Linked DNA regions of Homo sapiens: region 2 is linked to region 1. A link is a contact called in ENCODE Hi-C data. All regions are on one chromosome and are shown on one strand. The core of a region is the stretch at or near the end of the contact, and the rest is flanking DNA. Distances in the headings are between cores, read along the strand shown. Region 1 holds the start of NR6A1 (nuclear receptor subfamily 6 group A member 1). Region 2 holds the start of ZBTB43 (zinc finger and BTB domain containing 43).

Region 1 (4,597 bases), core at 811-3,310:
TACCACCAGAACCTGTGACAAAAAGGTAGATTCCTGAGAAAGGCCAGATGGTCCTGACTTTTTTTTTCTTTCTTTTTTTTTTTGAGACGGAGTTTTGCTCTTGTTGCCCAGGCTGGAGTGCAATTGCGCCATCTCGGCTTACCGCAGTCTCCGCCTCCTGGGTTCAAACGATTCTCCTGCCCCAGCCTCCTGAGTAGCTGGGATTACTGGCATGCGCCACCACGCCTGGCTAATTTTGTATTTTTAGTAGAGACGGGTTTTCTCCATATTGGTCAGGCTGGTCTCGAACTCCTGACTTCAGGTGATCCGCCCGCCTCAGTCTCCCAAAGTGTGGGGATTACAGGCATGAACCACGGCGCCCAGCAAGGTCCTAAAGTATTTTAGAACCCACAGCTGAGGGAATGGCAGGCCGTCCTCTCTTAGTCACAGGGTTTAGCTCCTGAAACACTGCTACCTAGCAGAGGGGATCTAGTTGTCCCTCGGTGGAAGGTATTAAGGAAGATGCCACTGAAGAAACATTTGAACAGGATCTTGAAAGATGAATAGGAGTTTGGGAGTGGGTCAGGTGAAGTCAGCCGCGTTCCAGCTTGAAGGAGCCAAGGATTAAGGTTCTGGTGTGTGACAGAATGGAGCTGGAATCCCCATCACTTCTGGTGGACTTCATCAGTGCTGGAAAGGGACAATATTGTTGCTATCTCATAGAGCAGGTATGAGGTTTAGACGGCAGAGCGTTAATGTAAGTCTCCCAGATTACGTATGAAATACAGTTTCACCAGGGTTGGTAAGGTCCAGTTGCCCCCAAGTGCAGAGAAGCGTTGCAACTTTCGTAGCAGGTGAGGGACGGGGTATGGTGCGAAATGTGGGCAAGGGTCAGGCCAAGCAGGGATGCGAATGCCAGGACGAGGACTTAAAATTAGGCAAAAAAAAAATAAAAGGGCTAAGGGATTGGTGGGGCGGGTGGGGCAGGAGAGGGCGAATGAGCGGCCACCGAGGAAGCTGCAGCATAATCCGGCAGAGCAGAAGTGGGCAAAGCACCAACGTTCTCGTTCTTTGTCTTCAAGTGGGCCAGGTAGGCCTTAGACCCTTGGCGGCAGCAGCGAAATCCTTTCCCGATGGGGTCGCCGAAGACGGACACCCCGGCGGGCCTAGTGACCGGTGGCCGCGCGCCACCTGGTGGCCGCAGCGGGTGGATTCGGCCGGGAGCCGCTGCAAAATTCGGGATTTTGCTTCCGGAAAGCTTCGGGAAACTGAGGTGGGAGGGGCAGGGGTTTGCGATCTTCCAACTTGATCCTGTCCTTATTCCAACCCCCTTTTACAGATAGGGAAACTGAGGAAAGGGGAAGGCAAACAAGGCTGGGCAAGGGATCCCTCTTAAACGGAAGGTTTCAAGACACCTGGGGTCAAGAGCCTAGGGCTTTCTTTAATAGCCCCAATGGCCCGGAGCTTAGTTTGCCCATCTGTTCTATGGGCAGGGGGAAAATGAAAGGGGAGGAGGGGAAACTTTAGTCTTTGCCGCCCACCCGGAGGTAAAAAGTCTTTAAAGACTACCCCGGAAAGAAGAGTTTTATATATTCCATTTGCATACGAACGCAGTCACCTCGAGTTAAACTCCGGTCCTTTAATCTCCGGTCCAATTTGTCCCGCAGCGGCAGGGAGAGGCCCACGTGAGTACCTTCAAGCCCCGCCTCCAGGGCCCCGCCCACAGGGCTGGGCTTCGTTGCACGTGCTCACCCGGCTGCCTCGCGATCCACCTCCTCGCAAAGACTCATTGTTGGGGTGGGGGGTTACGAGGACTCTTAGGGAACTTTGATCAGGTAGAAATCACAATCAAGACAAGGCCCGGAAGTATCCGCTTACTACATAGACATCAAACGCTTTGTCATGGTTCTTGATATTGACAGACTTTAGCTTTCCCTTCTCAGGACTTCTTATCCCTCCTTCCACCCCTTCAGTTGGTGCGGTCGGCGTGGCCGGCCTCGCTGAGCGGACTCCAACTTCCAGCGTGCCCCGCAGGGCCTTGCGCGGCAGCGGCGTGTGACGTCAGGGGAGGGAGCTGGCCAGTGCTGAGGGGGCGCGGCGCGGAGGGGCGCGGAGCGGCGCGGAGCCGGGCGGCTCGGGGCCCAGAGAGAGCCGCGGCCGGGAGCTCGCGGGCTCCTGACAACCTCCTCCCCTCGGCGGACGACGACCACGGCGACTAGGGCGCCGGTCATGGCGGAGCAACAAACCCGGCGCGGACCCTAGGCACCACCGCATGGAGCGGGACGAACCGCCGCCTAGCGGAGGGGGAGGCGGCGGGGGCTCGGCGGGGTTCCTGGAGCCTCCCGCCGCGCTCCCTCCGCCGCCGCGCAACGGTGGGTGAGGGGCCTGCGACGCCCGGGCCAGGCAGGAACCGGCTTCCTGAGCCTCCGCCAGGGATCCCCCTCCTCTCTGCCGACCCTCGCCCTGGGAAGCCGCAGCGGCCCCGCGGCCCCTTAGGGTGGCCCTTCACCCCGTTCCCCGTTGGCGCGGACCCTCCCTCTCCTCCCCGGTCTCGCTCAGGGTGGATCCTCCTCCTTCGTCCCTGTTCCCTTCTGCGCGGACCCTCCCCCTGCCCGGGTCCCTGGGCACCGAGCTTCATTTCCCCCTCCCCCCGTCCCCTCTGCACAGGCTTCCCCTCCCCCCGTCCCCTCAGCACCAATCCTCCCTCCTCCCCCCGGGTCCCCTCCCCCTGTCTTCCCAGCACCGAACCTTCCCCTCCCCCCGGGCTCCTCAGGTTGGAAGTCCCCACCGCGGTCCGTCAGTGGGGGCATCCCCTCACTCGGGTTCCCTTAACGCAGAGCCTCTCTTTTCCCCTACAGGGGTTCCTCCTCCCACCGAGGACGCTCCCTTCTTGCCCTGTTGACCCGACTCCACAGCACCCTTGTACCGCTCAGCTTTCTAGAGCGTTTTCCTCTTCTGCAGCCTCGAGCGTTCTTCCTTGAATACTACGAGCCCCCCACCTCTGCCGAACCCCCGTTCGCTAGACATCCCCCAGTCGTTTCCTTTTTCGGACCCCTTCGCGCCTCCTGCTTCCCCTGCGCCTCACCTTCCTCAACGCCCCGCGCGCTCTGGCCGGTCTCCGCCCCTGCTCAGCTCCCCTCTCCGCCAGGCAACGGCTTTCCCTGGCCGAGGGCTCCAGCCCGCCCCGGGGCCCCGGACACCTGCCTCCTCCCGGCTTCTGCCCGGCAGGTCCCGGTCCCCACCTCTTAGTCTCAGTTCTCCTCTTTCTTGTCCCGATCCGGGACCTTGGGAGCTGAGAATCCCTCACCTGGCCCGGCCCTTCCTACCGCTCGTCCCTCGCCCCCTCGCCCGGGCCGGGTCCTCAGGTTCCTCGGGGCTTCCTCGCCCTCCTCCCCTTCGCTCCCTCCCCCTGCGGGGTGTTTTATTTGTATCTGTTTGATATTTTCCTCCTCGGTGTTTGCCGCGGAATGTTTTTATTGGTAACGTGTTAGGAGCTTTTGTGAGGTCGTAAAAGGTGAACTTTTGAACTTGGAAAGCGCCCTGGAGCAATTAGCGCAGGCGATCGCCCCGGGAGGCCTGCATTACAAAGGGTGCTCGCACCGGCCGGCAAACGCTCCGGCGGCAAACCCGATTTATTTATTTGCCCTGTTTTCCACCTTTCACATCTCCTCATTTCCGAATAAAGGGAGGCTCTCAGAGATCAGTGCCTCCTCCCCTCGCTGCGCCATAAACTCGCAGTTCTCTGAGAGATCTAGGACCGAACAGTGTCTAACAAGTAACAGATTTCAAATTGAATGCAAACACCCGGGACAGTTAGGAGGCACTAAAAATTAACTGCTTCACCAAGAGGTTTCTCAATCAGGACAGTGACCTGGCAGGTGTGAGGAAAGTAACCTGAAAATAGGTCAGTTAGGCGCTCAATTGTTGAATGAGTGAGTAGCTACAGACGGTGGAAATCTTGGGTTGGATCCGTGCCTTCATACGTTTATTAACTAGTCAAACATTTTGTTAGTTCAGGAGATCTGGTGTTTTTTACAAAAGGGAAAAGTCCGTGTAGAAGAGAGCTTGGTTAACTTCACTTGATGTTGCTGATCTTAAAAATAATGATGTGTTTTCAGAGCTCTTTTTTTTTTTTTTTTAATTTGTGTATGATGTATGATGGCTAGGTGGCTGGCCGTTCCGTGGGCTGTCGTTGGCAACTAATTTCTGAATGTGAACATGTTTGAGATCAATAAAATTCCGTGTCACAAAGGGGGAAGCTGGAATCCAGTTAGGGTAGAAGGAGACAGTATAATAGGAACAAAGGATTTCTTTAATGCCTTTGACTTTTTAAGCTAGTTTGTGTGGAGATTTGGTTTGGTATTAATTTGTGAGTGTTGTAAATCCTGATCTAAATTTTCCCATGCTGATTTTTTTGAATCCAAACCCCAACCTATCTTATATCCCATATTAGCGTGTATATTTCTGTGATGCCTTCCTATGTGTGAATACTTCCTGTACCCACCTGTGCATATAATGTAGATGACGGATTTTACTGCAATTCAATATTTACTGCAATATTGCTTTCAATTCTACTTGAGAATAATAGTGTTGTAAGAGAAACCTAAGAACTGCATTT
Region 2 (4,597 bases), core at 638-3,137, 2.0 Mb before region 1:
ATGAGCACATTCTTGCACTGATTCCAAGAAAGGCAGAGGGAGGAGAGCCAGGGCAGAAAGTAAGTAGAAAGCCTGAGAAAGATTTTAACCAAATTCATTTAACTAAACTTTTCTAAGAACCTCAGCTGTACCCACTGCTGTAAAGAGAGTAGGAATCAATAAACACAGGTTCAACTGTGTTCCTAACAACTACAGAATGAATTTTGAAAAATTACATGTAAAAGGAGCTTATTGGTTTCAGGAGTCTCCAATGAATACTGTTTTTGTTTTTTGTATTGTATAAAATATACATAAAACTTTAAGACTTAACAATTTTAAGTAATTTTAAGAGTCCAATTCAGTGAAGTACATTCACAATGTTGTGCAATCATCACAACCCATTTCCAGACCTTATTCATCATCCCCCAAAACTCTGTTCTGTAACATTAAGCAATAACTCCTCTCCCCAGCCCCTGGTAAACTATTCTACTTTCCGTCTCTTAATTGGTTTATTCTAGGTACTTCATTTAAGTGCTCTCAAACAACATTTGTCCTTTTGTGTGTGGTTTATTTCTCCCGTGGTGCTTTTATAAAGCAAATAATAAATTCCCAATTATTAGGTTTCTTATAATTTAACTGAAAATGCTGACACAATCTCTGAACTAAGCATGCAGTTATCCCAGAAACCCTGCTACTGTTCCAGTAGCCCCAAAGACCTCAGTCTGATCCTTTCTTAGCCTGTAGACAGGCCTGTTAAACAGCTGTAACTCAAAGAGCAGGCTCCAGAGATCCCTGGAGACCATCCTGTGGTGAGTGGATAGAGCGAAGGCATTTGGGAAGCTGTGCAGGCCTGAGAAACCACAGGCGAGAAAAGGAGAGGACTCATCAAGCTGCTCTGGCCCTAAAATGGGCCTCCTGTCTCCCTGACAGGCTCTCCTGCACTCTGACACTTATGTTGGGCGACACCTGTCAGAGTTGAGGCCAAACTGCGGTCGAGTCACTGAGAGTGTCACCAGTGCAGGGAACTTCACGGGGTCATGAGTCACCTTCCATGGCTCAGAGGTCTGGGCAGCCCTGCCCCACCCAAACTCAGGAAAGAGAGACAAGAGGCAAAAACAAAGTTGGCAGAAAGAGAGAAACAGACAGATGGCCAAAAAGCCAGACTGACAGGCCCTGAATTAGAGTAAGGGCTGAGTGGCAGAGACAGGGTGAACAGACACAGAAGCAAGGTGGAGACAGATATAAAACAGGATCCAGATACCCCGACAAAGACAAAGTGGAGAGAAATATCAGGTTGACAGCGACCTAGCTGAAAGACAAAAAGGGCAGGTTACAACAGGTGACAGAGACAGCAACAGGGGATGCTGAATGTTTTACTTAAACAGAAGATCAGCTAAGTCCAGGCGCAGTCTTTCTCCCAGCTCGGCTCGTCAGGCCTCAGGCATTGGTGGCTCGAACCCGAGGTCGTCAAGCCGCGCCCACCCTACGCCCCGAAAGGCCAGCGGACGGACGGGGGCGGGATCTCTAAGCGCTGTGGCCGGCGGAGCTCCGCCGCCGCGAGGGTGACCTTGGGCGAGAAGCTGCCCCAAAGGCCTCGGTATCGCGGTCTGCGCGCCGTGTGGGCAGAAGACTGCGGGATTCGGAGCTGGAGCGCCGGGACCCCAACCTCCCGCGCGGGGCTTTGGTATGCCGGTCCACGGAATGGGCCTGGCGGGGCCAGCGGCGCGAGCGTCGGGGCCTGCTGAGGAGCCCTTAACTCCCCCACCGACTTCTCCTCCCCTACCCTTGCCGCCCGTGGTCCTGGCCACGCAGTACCTGCCAAGGGCTCAGCGCTCACATCCCCCGCCCAAGATATCCTCTCTGCCGCCGGCGCAGGCCTGTTGTAGCCTCAGCTGCCGCAACAGATTCAGCCTGTGCCTTCAGCCCCCGGAAACGCTTCCCGGTCCCGCCCCCCGAAACTGACAGTGCTTCCGGGGGTGCGTCAGAGAGAAAGCGGAGTGCGCATGCGGGACTTACCGTCTGAGCTGGGCGTCGGGAGAGAGCGCGGAGGTAGCGGGCGCCTGCGCAGTACACTCTGGAGCGGGTCAATTTTAGGGACTGACTACGCTGTTGAAAATAGGGGAGCAGATACTGAGTTCTAAACCTTCTTGAAACCTTGGCATAGGCCAGGCGCGGTAGCCCACGTCTGTAATCCCTGCACTTTGGGAGGCCGAGAGGGGATGATCGCTTGAGGCTAGGAGTTCGAGACCATCCTGGCCAACATGGTGAAACCCTGTCTCTACAAAACATACAAAAATTAGCTGAGCGTGGTTGCGCGCGCCTGTAATCCCAGCTACTTGGGAAGCTGAGACAGGAGAATTGCCTGAACCCGTGAGGCAGAGGTTGCAGTGAGCCGAGATCACGCCGCTGCACTCCAGCCTGAGCACAGAGCAAGACTCTTAAACAACAACAACAACAACAACAAAACAAACAAAAACACCTTGACCTTCTCCGTCTCTTCTCTAAACAAACGAACGAAAACCTTGACCTCAGTATGCCTGGCGGAGATTATCTCCAAATCCGTTTCTGCCTTCACAGCACCCATCTCGCTTTTTGGCATGTAGTAGATGCTCAGTAAATGGTCAATGAAAGGACCAGTGCCTTTCCGTGGGCTGCATTGTGCTGGGCACTGGGGTCACACAGATGGTGGGACAGAAACGATCTCTCTAGCCTCCAATTCTCCCACTCCCTCCCAAAACCTCCATACCTCTTCTCGCCCCTTTCTTCCCCACTGCCCCCCCATGTTAGTGTAGAAGAGAGATAGGTCTTTAGCGGTGGGACTCTTACCTTTGGACCCGTTTACAGACCAAGTGCCCTCTTTGTAGAAGAACTAATTTATACCTGAAATCCAGGCAGCTGAAGCGATGTGGTCATAATGCCTTCTGGATTTAGGGTGGATGTTCTCGTGGGGCCTGACATGCCTGTTTGATATTGTCTGTCTCAGTTTAAGCTGATTGGTTTCCCAGCTGTTATGCCTGTCTTGCTTGTTGTTGGGCCCTAGGACACAGGAGTGTAGCTTTCCTAGAGAATTCTACCAAAAAAATTTTTTTTTCTAGAAAACAAAATGAAAGAAAACAAATATGGAAGCACAGAAATGGGAGTGGATGCAGAACAGCTTGTCAAAGATTCTACTTCAAACATGTATGCTCCAGCTCCCCCGCCTTGTGGTTTTGTTTTGTTTTGTTTTGTTTTTTTTTGGAGACGAATTCTTGCTCTGTTGCCCAGGCTGGAATGCAGTGGCACAATCTTGGCTCACTGCAACCTCCGCCTCCCAGGTTCAAACGATTCTCCTGCCTCAGCCTCCCGAGTAGCTGAGACTACAGGTGCATGCCACCATGCCTGGCTAATTTTTGTATTTTTAGTAGAGACGGGGTTTCACCATCTTGGCCAGGCTGGTCTCAAACTCCTGACCTCATGATCCAACCGCCTCGGCCTCCCAAAGTGCTGGGATTACAGGCGTGAGCAACTGCACCCAGCCTAGTTGAGTATACTCTTTAAGTGTTTTGCCACTTTTATTCCTGCCTCTAAGCAGACCTGAAGTTTGGAAGTTCAACTGCCATCATGTGCCTATGAAGTGGTAAGTAAATGCTAAGGCTGGCAAAGCAGGAAGATTGAGAGAACCTAGGTCCCATATGACATTAGGCCACAGTTCCAGCTTTGGACACCCTTAAGTGTTTTGTTGCATGAGCCAAATAAACTTCTTACTTGGACTTTATTTCTGGCAATATTGAGGACTATATATTTACAAATATTACTACAACAAAATATATAAAATTGCTAGAAGAAATATTTAGAATACCCTCTTAAACGCATGGATACACTTGCAAAAAAAAAGTCAGGAAAATTATCTGAAGCTAGGAGGAAAACAAGAACACAAGCCTGGGAAGTCAAACAATTGATGTTCAGAAATTATGCAGAGGTACCGTCTGCATCTGTTCCGATCCATTGGTGCATGTCCTGTACTGACAAATATTTTCAAAATTATCTCTGGAGATAGGTAAACACTGATACTGCTACCAGCTATAGGAGCGTTCACCTGGGTCCAGGCAGGATAAGAGTCAAATTGCAACATCAGGTTGGAACTCACGAAGAAATATGTCCTCAGGTGAAGGATAAACTATGGTGGAAAAAATCTGCCGTACAGAGGTGCAGCAATTAAAGATGTCTCTCTGTGCCTTGGTTCTGAGCAGAAGGGGAAAACATTCCCCTGGAGGATTCATGGCCAAAAAGTCTGGCTATCAAATGGACACACAATTTGCATAGTTCAAAAGCCCGCAATCGCTTTAATTTGAAATGAACCTGGGTAGGTGGTGCCTACAGTATTTGGCCAAAACAAACACAGATCTTCTCTGGAAGAGCTCACTGGCAACCCAGGTTTCAAAGAATTCCCACAGATAGGGTTCTAAATAAATATGAACTCACAACCAGAAACCACAAACCCCCTGAGGAAATAAGCAGAGAAGACAAGCAGTAGAGGTGGATCCACACCGGCTTTAGATATTAGATATTTTAGAACCAGAATATAAAACAAGCATGCTTAGAAAAACAAAGGGGCTAAAAGCACAAGTGAATATCAAGA

Evidence for each region. Hi-C counts contacts between places; a loop is a spot of excess contacts on that map. Pooled maps may share reads with other maps.
Region 2: a map of B cell shows a loop between it and region 1 (27-fold over the local background). The contact joins the promoter of ZBTB43 here to the promoter of NR6A1 in region 1. A Hi-C loop is called at or near these places in 1 of 168 maps with a recorded cell type or tissue (B cell), 1 of 37 single-sample maps with no recorded cell type and 10 of 50 pooled maps.

What each region holds. Positions count from the first base shown.
Region 1 is chr9:124,768,774-124,773,370 of GRCh38, reverse strand. It overlaps NR6A1 (nuclear receptor subfamily 6 group A member 1), which reads left to right and starts at 2,060. Exons shown (of 10, transcript NM_033334.4): 1 at 2,060-2,351. The coding sequence starts at 2,252. It overlaps LOC124900274 (a long non-coding RNA gene), which reads left to right and starts at 2,891. Exons shown (of 2, transcript XR_007061773.1): 1 at 2,891-4,597. It overlaps LOC107987126 (a long non-coding RNA gene), which reads right to left and starts at 2,014. Exons shown (of 2, transcript XR_001746926.3): 1 at 1,598-2,014; 2 at 1-669. RefSeq lists enhancers at 1,661-1,920, 1,711-2,278 and silencers at 1,991-2,570, 3,111-3,360.
Region 2 is chr9:126,802,330-126,806,926 of GRCh38, reverse strand. ZBTB43 (zinc finger and BTB domain containing 43) reads right to left here and starts at 1,887. Exons shown (of 3, transcript NM_014007.4): 1 at 1,795-1,887. RefSeq lists enhancers at 713-862, 1,013-1,122, 1,533-1,592, 1,660-2,161 and a silencer at 2,223-2,272.